Linked DNA regions of Homo sapiens: region 1 is linked to region 2. A link is an interaction called in ENCODE POLR2A ChIA-PET data of the cell type or tissue named here. Cell type or tissue: CD4-positive, alpha-beta T cell. All regions are shown on one strand. Each heading gives the region's core, and the rest is flanking DNA. Links, peaks and the distances in the headings are about the cores only. Region 1 overlaps RABGAP1L (RAB GTPase activating protein 1 like). Region 2 overlaps RABGAP1L (RAB GTPase activating protein 1 like).

Region 1 (5,383 bases), core at 79-5,078, 160 kb before region 2:
CTGTTAGAAGGTCATATTCTACACAAAACCATATTGGATCCTCCTTTTTGACCAAGATATAATGTAACCCCTCAGAAGTGGTGCCTTGTGAGGAACTCTTTCCCTAGATGTTCCTGAGAAGACTGTGAATGCTCTTGTAGAGGCAACTTGTACTCATCAGATTCTGTCTGTTCCCCTCAATCTACAGAAGTTACACCCTCCCACAGAAGCATAATAAATGTGGAGACTAAAAAACAAATTTCTAAAAAGCCAGAGCTTCTACAATGAAATCTTTGAATCTTTGCCTAAGCAACACAATTTCTAGCAGGGGCTGGAGAGTTAGCCTTTATTTCTGATATATCTATTACTCCTTTTCATGGAAAAAAAACATATAGGAAACTTAGATTAAAAAAAAAGATTTGAGAAGCTTTTTCAATAAATTTCCTCCCAGCCAGGAAAGAGTAACAATACCAGCACAATTTCAACATGACATATTTCACAATGCAGGCTGCTTAGCCAGGGAAGAGATTTTTCTCATTTCTTGATAAATATCTTCAAGAAACTAAGATAAGACTACTTCAATAGGTATTCCTGAGTTAAGTATCCTATTGCTATTGAAATTGTACTTGTATAACCCCAAAGTACAAAAAGCTCCCTCGACTATTATGTACATTACATTCATTTGGCACAAGTGAAAATGTTGCCACTACCAGTTTTTCAGGTTACAATTACATGCTTAGAATTGAGTTAAAGTAACCTCCAAGTAAAGTCATAGGATGTTCATGGAAAAGTACTTTGTTCAAGTATTTAGAAATCATACCAGGTAGCTACTTCACTGTTGATTAGAGATAAATGTCTGATGGATTATCTGTTATATAAGAAAGAGGTGTGAGTTCAGCTGAAATTCTGACTAGTAACTTCTCATTACAATGACTGTTGCAACTGAAACCCTTCCTTACAGACACACAGCTAAAGGGGCAAGGGCAAGGGTGGGAAAAGATTTGGGAGAAACTGAGTGTCTCAGAGTCCCTGCAAAGCAAAATAGCCTAGAGGGCACGCCTACTGGCTTTTGCTTTAGCAAGAAGCTTCAATTTAGTGTCTGCAAAGCAAGCAGCACAGTGGGAAGTGTCAGACTCCTGCTCTGCACTCACAGACAAGTGGGAAAGCAAGCTACGGGGCCAAAAATGCAGTATCATCCTCCAAAGTATGAACCCAGGGTGAGTGCTACTGAGCACTACAGTGAGACCCTGCTACTGAGATGGAGATTTTCTACAAAGAACTTGCCCACACTTACCTACTGAGGGCTAAACAGAGCTTATATTAACGTGGCTGTCTTTTACAGTTCTTCTCAAGGAGCCAAAACTGTTTTCAATACTGACCAATTCTAGAAAAAGTTTGCCTGTATACTAGAATGGAGAAGAGAGTTTGGTTTTGATGGTCTTGGAAAAGGCAGTAACCCTGCTTGGTTCATTTTGAAATGTTGACAAGGGTTGCCCATGGAAGACAGACTTAAAGTCAGCCCCAATAACCTCAGTCAGCCCAGAGAAATTCACATGCTGTAAGTTTGCACAAGCAGATGTGCTAAATGCTCAAAGCCTGTAAACAAAACAGGCAAACTGGCTCCCTCTTGCCTTTCAGAAAAGATTACAGGAGACACTGCTTACATAACTCTTAAAACTCACATCACACTGTCTGAAACATATACTCCCCATCTCACACAACTGACACCGTTTGAACAAAAAGCAGATAACAACTGTCCTCATAGTTTCACCCCTTATGGATAGGAGATGTACAGCTGGGAAAGTTTGGTTAGTAACTTTTGGGAGGAGGATACTGCATTTTTCAAAGAGACAGACACTGATGTTACAGACATACATAGATTAAAAAAAAAACTTACCTCCTCAAAAGTCATAGACCAACTACTGTTTTCAATCATAGGTACAAAGACAATTAAAAAAAAAGAATATCCAATGAAATTGAACACCTACTAAAATATTTATGAAATGGCAATAACAAAAACAGACACTTCTTAATGCTCTTTTGCTTTTCCTTTGAGTGTCATATAACTCTAAGTTCTCTCTGTGACCGCAAACATTCAATGGAACAAAGATACTTGAGGTAGCCAGTGGGCAAGTCTCAACTCAGGAAGACTCATATCTTCAAACTCCTCCCTCTCCACATTGCTGTTTACAGTTTGCATGAATGACTAAAATGCTGTATGTGGGACTATTAAGGAACTACGGTGTGAGGTGTTGATACTGTGTTGTTAAAGCTGGGTGGAAGGAACTTCCTTATATGACAAGGTCAGAAATCTTGCAAAATAGTTCATCTTCAGACAAAAGAATGAAATTGCTGGGCAGGGCAATGCAAAAGAAAAATGGATCCTGGATCTCATGTGTACCTGGGGGCTGAAGTCTGGGTGAAGCGGTTCAAGGGATTGTGAACGTCATTTATTTCAAGATGAGAAACCAGAGAAATGTGAACTGTTAATTAAAAGTAAAGAAACTAAGCTTTAAAGGAAAAAATGACGAGGAGGGAGGCGGCTTTATAAACCCTAGCTCAATATTTTGGGTGTTGTCTGCTGCTATGATGAATTCTTGGCACATGCTTTTAAAGACTTTTAAGGGTCAGGAGAAAATGTTTTCCTAAAAGACTCAGTGCAAATTTATTAGCAACAACACACTCAACTCTCACATATTTTCTTTTGGATACCTCTTTTAAAAGAGTTGACAGCTATCATATTCAAGTTTTCAAATGCCTACAGATAAAATGTTTAAATATCTATGTTGTCCATAATGAAGATCTGAGAAAGAAAATATGGATATTTGAAGGTTTTGTGCTTCCCTCCTTTACTCATCACATCCAATTTTATCTTTGTAGTGGAAAATTTCAAATTTTTAAATGTCAAACTAAAAACAAAATCTTGTCAGTGATAAATGACAGCTGGCCAAACAGACTGCATTTCTTTCAGCGCTTAAAAAACTATCTTAGGTTATACTCTTGCACAGGGGTCAGCAAACTTCTAGTGTAAATTGCCAGAAAGTAACTATATTAGGCTTTGCAGGTCGCATGGTCTATGTTGAAATTTCTCAACTCTACAAATGTCATACAAAACCAGCCATACACTATAAATAAATAAACAGGTGTGGTTGTGTTCCAATAAAACTTGGTTTACAAAAACTGGCAGTGAGCCAGATTTGGCCTATAAACCACAGTCTGCAGATCCTTGCTCTACTCTAGTACACAAATCAAATTTTCAAAAAGCAGATGCATTCTAGATGATATAGAAACATATTAGTGTCAGGTAATTTTCTCAGTAATACTTAAACAGAAAAGAAAACTTTCTAAAAATTAATGAAAGTTTCTTGAAAACTCTGAAGATCACCAGTAAACATACTAGAAATTCTTAGTGTTCCTAAAGCATATTCTTCCCCCAAGGGTTAAGTATAAGGGACTCTAGCAGACCAGCATTGTTAGAAATCGCCCACTCCTTATTAGCTATATTGCTTGAGAAGCCAAAAGGATTTAGTTTTGCATCTTCACCATCCTATAACAATGAACTCTCTGGATTATCCAAGCTCAAAGAGAAAGTGGAAGACTTCTGAAGTTTATCATTAAGTTATCATAGGCATATATAAACCATCCTTGTGTCTATTACTATTCCTTAAAAGCACATTATTTCATAACATACTATTTCCAAAAGCCAACACAGTTTTTGGGATATGAAAAAATAATAAAATGTAAGTTTATTTGCTATGGCAGAAAAAAAATTTTTTTTTTTTTTGAGACGGAGTCTTGCTCTGTCACCCAGGCAGGAGTCCAGTGGCACGATCTCTGCCCACTGCAACCTCTGCCTCCCAGGTTCAAGAGGTTCTCCTGCCTCAGCCTACTGAGTAGCTGGGACTACAGGTTATGTGCCACCACACCCAGCTAATTTTTGTATTTTTAGTAGAGACAGGGTTTTACCATGTTGGCCAGGTTGGTCTTGAACTCCTGACCTCAAGTGATCCACCTGCCTTGGCCTCCCAAAGTGCTGGGATTACAGGTGTGAGCCACCACACCCAGCCAGAAAAACATTTTTCAAAGATGGATTCACTTATCTTGACTCCCCTGAGTAAGAAAGGGTCCAACAGTTTTTTTAAAAAGTCTACTCCCTCTTTTTTATAGGTAAGAAATGTATACTAATTTAAACTTTTATTTGTCAAGTTTAAAAGAAATGTGAAAATTACTCTAAACTATTGCATTAGATATTTAAGGATGGCAAAAAAGTACAATTAAGCTTTATTTCAAATATTTCATTTGTATTATTTTTACTATGCATAATAGCTTAATTTGAAATTACATGTAGGAGCAATTGCTCTACAAAAACCAGTATGTGCAAGAAAAAACTCTGTGGAAACATAGAGGAATCATTTTCTTTGTTTAAATTACATTTTGATTTTAAAAATTACTTTGTTTAATCTCAAGAATGAGGTTAAACATTCTAAATTTAATTGTACTGAACATGGATAAGACACTTCAATTAGAAATTATGTATTTATAATAATGTCTGTGTCCCAAACCCAAGAGAGTTTAAGCATTCCAGATTCTTTTAGTATTTTCCCATCTAGAACAGGTAACCTTTATTATGCTTTGGGAGATTCACTGAATTTAATTAACTAGCTGTGTGTGTGTGTGGGGGGGGGGTGTATTTTTATTTTTATTTTTTGAGACGGAGTCTCACTCTGTCGCCCAGGCTGGAGCGCAGTGGCGTGATCCTGGCTCACTGTAAACTCCGCCTCTTGGGTTCACACCATTCTCCTGCCTCAGCCTCCCAAGTAGCTGGGACTACAGGTGCCCACCACCACGCCTGGCTAATTTTTTTTTATATTTTTATTTATTTATTTTTTAGTAGAGATGGGGTTTCACCATGTTAGCCAGGATGGTCTCGATTCTCCTGACCTTGTGATCTGCCCACCTCTGCCTCCCAAAGTGCTGGGATTACAGGCGTGAGCTGCTGCACCTGGTCGTTTCTTTTTTTTTTTTTTTTTTTTTTTTGAGACAGAGTCTGGCTCTATTGCCCACGCTGGAGTGCAGTGGCATGATCTTGGCTCACTGCAACCTCCCCCTCCCAGGCTCAAGCGATTCTCATGCCTCAGCCTCTCGAGTAGCTGGGACTACAGGTGCTTGCCAGCACACCCAGCTAATTTTTATATTTTTTAGTAGAAGCAGCATTTCACCATGTTGGCCAGGCTGGTCTGGAACTCCTGACCTCAAGTGATCCACCCACCTCGGCCTCCCAAAGTGCTGGGATTACAGGCAAGAGCCACCATGCCCGGCCAATTAGCTGTGTTTTTAAGCCTTAACTCACATTTGTGCAAATAGTTATTTAATTAAACCAGAAAAGCATATCGTTCTCCAAAGG
Region 2 (5,383 bases), core at 108-5,107:
CACTTTAGTACTTCCTCTTGACTAGAAATGAAAAGATTGCAATACTGCATGTGGCAGGATTCCTCTTAGGAGTGTCCTGTGCAGATTAGCCATTGATCCCACATCATTAGCCAGTTCAATAACACAAGGCTGAACAATTTCCCCCTGGTACACATGCTAAACTTTGAGCAGTAACTTACTGAATAGCAGAGCCCAACTAACAGCCATATTGCTAATTAAAGAACTTGTAATTTCCCAAAATGTAGAGTACCCTCGTATTACCAATAATTTTTCAAGTGCAACTGTGTAAAACAAAGCCAGAGATTTTCAAGTGGCCCCCAAGATAAATCAGCGTATGCTTTTCTTTTTCTTTTTGAGATGGAGTTTAGCTCTTATTGCCCAGGCTGGAGTGCAATGGCACGATCTCAGCTCACCGCAATCTCTGCCTCCCGGATTCAAGCAATTCTCCTGTCTCAGCCTCCCAAATAACTGGGATTAAAGGCACGTGCCACCACGCCCGGCTAATTTTGTATTTTTAGTAGAGATGGGGTTTCTCCATTGTTGGTCAGGCTGGTCTCAAACTCCCAACCTCAGGTGATCTGCCCGCCTCAGCCTCCCAAAGTGCTGGGTATACAGGCTTGAGCCACTGCATCTGGCCTAGCATATGCTTTTCACACATAATGCAGGTGGCATTATTACTTAGGCTCTAACTGATAGAGCCTAAGTAAGGTCTCAAGACCACCTGAGAGATGCACTACTTCAGATGCCTAATTTGGCAACCAACCAGAGTTGGTACAATTGCAATACACAGATATACATGACCTCCAAAGAGCTCAAGCTTGAGAACCCAACTCCCTGTGGATTTTATTGCTAATTAATTTTTTCAGACTAGAGGCAGTTTAAATTCATCCCTAATGCAGAGTTGAGTATGCAAAATATTCTTAATTACCAATTTATGTTTTCCTTCAAAACACTGAAAATGTAAATGCCAAAGAGAGGTGGCACCAAATTACTGGAAAGTTACCATTGGAAGCCTTTGAGTCACAAAGTTGAGTAGTCTTTAGGATGCAGAAATATATTAGACCAAGCCTGATTCCTCAGAGATGTAGAGAATTTGTTGAAATATAGTTTAGCACTTCACAATATCAAAACTCCTGAAATAAAATGCTTCTCATTTCACTTACAAAACAAAACAAAACAAAACAAAACTCCTTTCTAAATAGAATCATGAATCCTTAGTTTTCTCCTTTAAGAAAAAGATGAGGTTCAGGGAAGTAATGACTTCACCTGGACATTAAAACACATGTCTTCAGCTCTTTTTATTTCTTCTTTAAATGACAAAGGAACTACATTTCTCAAAAATATCCCCCCTATAATTGTATGCTAGTCACTGCATCAAACTTTGTTTTGGAATGACAAATAGACTTTCCTTAGGATGGGAAATTTCTTATTTACATGGCTATCTAACATGTCTGTTATGATTGTACAGAAGAGATTATATTTGCATGTAAATACATACATAAAGACTGAACTAGTAATTGTAAAGATAAGTATAAATAGAGATGAATTATAGTGAAGGGAGATATAGGAGAGAAAAGAGTTAAATTCAGTCATGTAAATACTGTACTGAAAAGACTCTAATATGAGAGAACCATAGTGAGGAAATAGTCTAAAATGGTATTAAACTCCATTCTATAAAACAGACAAGGCTAAATTATTCTTATTCCATTACCACATAATGGTATAGGACTACTGTAAACCAATTACCTTATAGAATAGTTGCTAGGTATAGTTCTCAAGCCTGCAACAGCGATTGTGGGTATTTAATTTTAACCCTTGGTAGGAAATGAGGAAGGGTGATTTTTCTCTTATTCAGGAAATCAAATAACAAGCAAGTCAGACTTCCCAGATTCACAGCACAGAAGCCAGCAGCTTTAAGCTGTTTCACAGATAAACAGTTCAATCATTCTAGGAGAGAAACCTAAAATTTCCTACCAAAGTATTTTTAGGTGGTAAAATTCTCTATCAAAAAACAAAACAAAACAACAATCAAATTGGCAATCTAATGGGGAGGTTAGAAAGCAAACCACACACAGTCTAGATAAGTTGCTATGTCTGTTGTAAAATTTAACCCTTTGGAGATATACATAACAGAATGCCTACATCAAGCACTTGGGTATTCTGCTTTATTGCTGAGCCTAGCCAGGCAGAAAACCATTTTTTTGCTGCCACAGAGATAATGCCACTAATGTGACCCTGGGCTCTGAGAAAAGAGCCATGATCTCCTCTAACCAATTAAGGGGTGGTGTGGACCAGGCTCCAAATGAGCTGCACAACAGTGGCCACTCAGCATTTCCTTCTCGGCAGAATGGGGAGAAGGAGAAGAAAACCAGAGACAACAAGCCTCTTTCAGAGATACAAGGAATTTTCACAGAGGATAGCAGATTCCCTACAAATGAAGTTCAATGAAAAACAATCTCACCGCCAGAAGCCGAGGCACAAACAGACGATGCCCCATCCCCAGAAGTTCCAGCACTCGACACGCATACTCATTCACCAGCTTGCTCCTCTCGTCGTGCATGTCCTGGGACTTTTTGACAGGAGGTGTGAGCTTAGCAGCTGGGGCTGGGCAGGGCACCCCTTCTTCCATGAGCACTAAGTAGGTATCCAGAATGAGAAAGATGGATCTCTTATCCACAATATTAAGAACTGCGGTGGGAGGGGAGCCAGGTTTAGGTCTCCCTGGGAGGACGTACAAGCCAGTCTGTGGTGGGAATTGTCAGCTAATGTCTCCACAAGAAAAACATTTTGGCTAAATTATCCACTGCGAGAACCCCAAAGTAGACTGGAAAATGAAAATGAAATCAAGTACTGATCTAAATAAAAAACGGCAAAAGCAATCGAATGCGAGAAAATGGCCAAGAGTGATGCAGGAGAGTTCAGATACATGTGTAAAAACGGACAAGCTGCTTAGAAGGGTCTAGCATGTGAGAATGTGTGAGAGTGTGTGTGTGTGTGTGTGTGTGTGTGTGTGTGTGTGTGTGTGTGTGTGCGAGAAAGGGTGTGTGTGCGTGTCTATGTGTGAGAAGACAGCAGCAGCAGTAGCCAGGAAGCCAGGGCAGTTGTGAAGCTGCAAGGAGAAAACGATGAGCTCATTGCAATCCTCGATTCGTGACAAGCAGCGCTGTTGTTGCTGCTGCTGCTGCTACTGCTGCTGCTGCTGCCTCTCGCTGTGAATCAGTAATGAAGGGGTAGGGAAGGAAGGGGAGGGAAGAGGAGGAGGTAGGTGAATGAGCATGCAGAGTGTGTCTCAGGGGAGAATGCTGTAATAAGAAGCCAATGGCGAGCCATTGGACAGATGCGCTTCCCCCTCCCAGTCTACCTTCAATCAGTGTTAGTCTGACAGCTTATGCTGTTGAATCCTAAGCCACAGAGAGATGAACTAGCTTTTCCTAACATGTGACGCTCACAGAAAAAAATCAGACAGCCAGTCATCTGAACAGCTGACCTTTATTCACTCTTGCTTTCTAACAACGAGAATAGATCTTATACTTGGATTTAAAGTGGGATGTTCCAATCCTTATTAGATGACTGAAACCGCTACAGAAGAGAGGTATTAGGGTAAAATGATAGAGTATGGACAGAAGAGCCAAAGACCAAGCAACCAAGAAATGACACACCCTCAAGTTGAAGTGTTTATGCAATAATAATGACTCTTTGCAATGCAAATACAAGAAGCATTTCAGGATTCTGGGAAGGCTGGCCATGATTAAAAGGAAGATTTTTGTAAACAAGCAATATGATAAATAATAAAAACCTAACACGTATTAAGAGTATACATTTAAAGAACTATTAGAATTGAAATTCTCAAAGCAAAAATAACTTTTGTATGCCACAGACCTTGATAAACACTCAGCTAATAGTTGAAAACATTGTTCTGATAAATCTCTGGTCAAATTAATCCTTCCCCAGTAATATAAAAATTATCCATAGTTCAAAATTTTACAATCTTAGTGCTAATGTGTTATATTAGTTTACTTGTTGTGAATAAATAATCAGTTGTAGCCAAATGAAGGCAAAATGACCAAATCACCATAGGGACAGTCTCTTAACTTTATCCTAACAATTAACTAATCCATATTCAGCATCTTGATTCTGTGGTTCTGTAGTTGCTCTCTTAAGTACCAGGCTGGTTTCTCCATACAAATTATAGCATGGTACAAAGAGAAACAAGGCTAAGAGAGCCAGAGCATGTATTTTGTGAGTCTTAGTTTTCTACTCTGACAAATAAGAGTTACATATCTACAAATAACCAAATAGAAACATATTTATTGATGTATGTCTGTAGGCCTAAATAAATAGATTAATTATGAAAATGAGCTTAAAGAAATAGGAAGGGAGATTCTGCCTCCCTTAACAATATATTATTTGGTTTTGTTTTTCCAAAATCTCAGAAAAACAAGAATTTTAAGAAATTTAACATTTAAGTATTATTTAACAAGTTATTTTAAATGAAATATTTATATATTGCTGTCAAGCCTTTTATCTCTTCCAAAAATGATTTCTTTTTTTTTTTGTTTGAAACGGATTGTCGCTCTGTCACCCAGGCTGGAGTGCAGTGGCAGCATCTCAGCTGCAAGCTCTGCCTCCCGGGTTCACATCATTCTCCTGTCTCAGCCTCCCGAGTAGCTGGGACTACAAGCGCCCGCCACCACACCCAGCTATTTTTTTTTTTTTTTTTTGTATTTTTAGTAGAGATGGGGTTTCACCGTGTTAGCCAGGATGGTCTCGATCTCCTGACCTTGTGATCCGCCTGCCTCGGCCTCCCAAAGTGCTAAAATGATTTCTTAACAAACTAAATAAAGTAGAGCTAGGAACAGTAGTGTGTGCCTGTATTCCCAGCTACTCCAGAGGCTGAGGTGGGAGGATCCTTTGAGCTCAGGAGTTCCAGGCTCTAATGTGCTACGTTCCTGCCTGTGAACAGCCACTACACTCTAACCTGGGCAACATAGTGGAACCCCATCTCTAAAAACAAAAACAAAAAACTATGCAAAGTAAAGATCTTAATGTAAAATGATCATAAGCATAGAATATTACGTATATACAAATAAATTTCAGGTCCTAAAGTTCTGGAGTAAATGTTTGATGTACTGCCTAGGATGAGGATAGGTTCAGCTGGAAGAGGGAGGCCATAAGAAGGAAAAGGTTCTGGGCCTTTCATACTGTATCCCTAAACACACACACACACCCACACCCACACACCACACACCACACCCCACACACACACACACATCCCCCCACACCTCCCCATACCCCACACCACACACACACTCCCCACACACCCCCCCACACACCCACACTCCCACTCCACACTACACGCCCACACACCACCACATACACCCCC

The links. ChIA-PET counts read pairs that join two places held together with the same protein. Peaks named below come from ENCODE experiments on the same cell type or tissue, not always from the same donor. Only the 100,000 strongest peaks of a DNase experiment are listed, where the experiment ranks them.
Region 1: POLR2A ChIA-PET joins it to region 2 with 20 read pairs; 14 of 35 experiments call an interaction of 5 or more read pairs at or near these places.

Annotation. Positions count from the first base shown.
Region 1 is chr1:174,961,479-174,966,861 of GRCh38, reverse strand. The region is part of intron 20 of RABGAP1L (RAB GTPase activating protein 1 like); the gene reads right to left. Among named protein-coding and RNA genes, the nearest start is that of RABGAP1L-AS1, 9.9 kb to the right of the region's middle. In CD4-positive, alpha-beta T cell, for the core only: no CTCF peak of the experiment used is centred there; DNase peaks (open chromatin) are centred at 1,091, 1,591, 2,151 and 3,171; H3K4me3 peaks cover 2,477 bases; H3K27ac peaks cover 2,833 bases.
Region 2 is chr1:174,797,579-174,802,961 of GRCh38, reverse strand. The region is part of intron 18 of RABGAP1L (RAB GTPase activating protein 1 like); the gene reads right to left. Among named protein-coding and RNA genes, the nearest start is that of RABGAP1L-AS1, 150 kb to the left of the region's middle. In CD4-positive, alpha-beta T cell, for the core only: no CTCF peak of the experiment used is centred there; DNase peaks (open chromatin) are centred at 2,601 and 3,191; H3K4me3 peaks cover 1,933 bases; H3K27ac peaks cover 1,406 bases.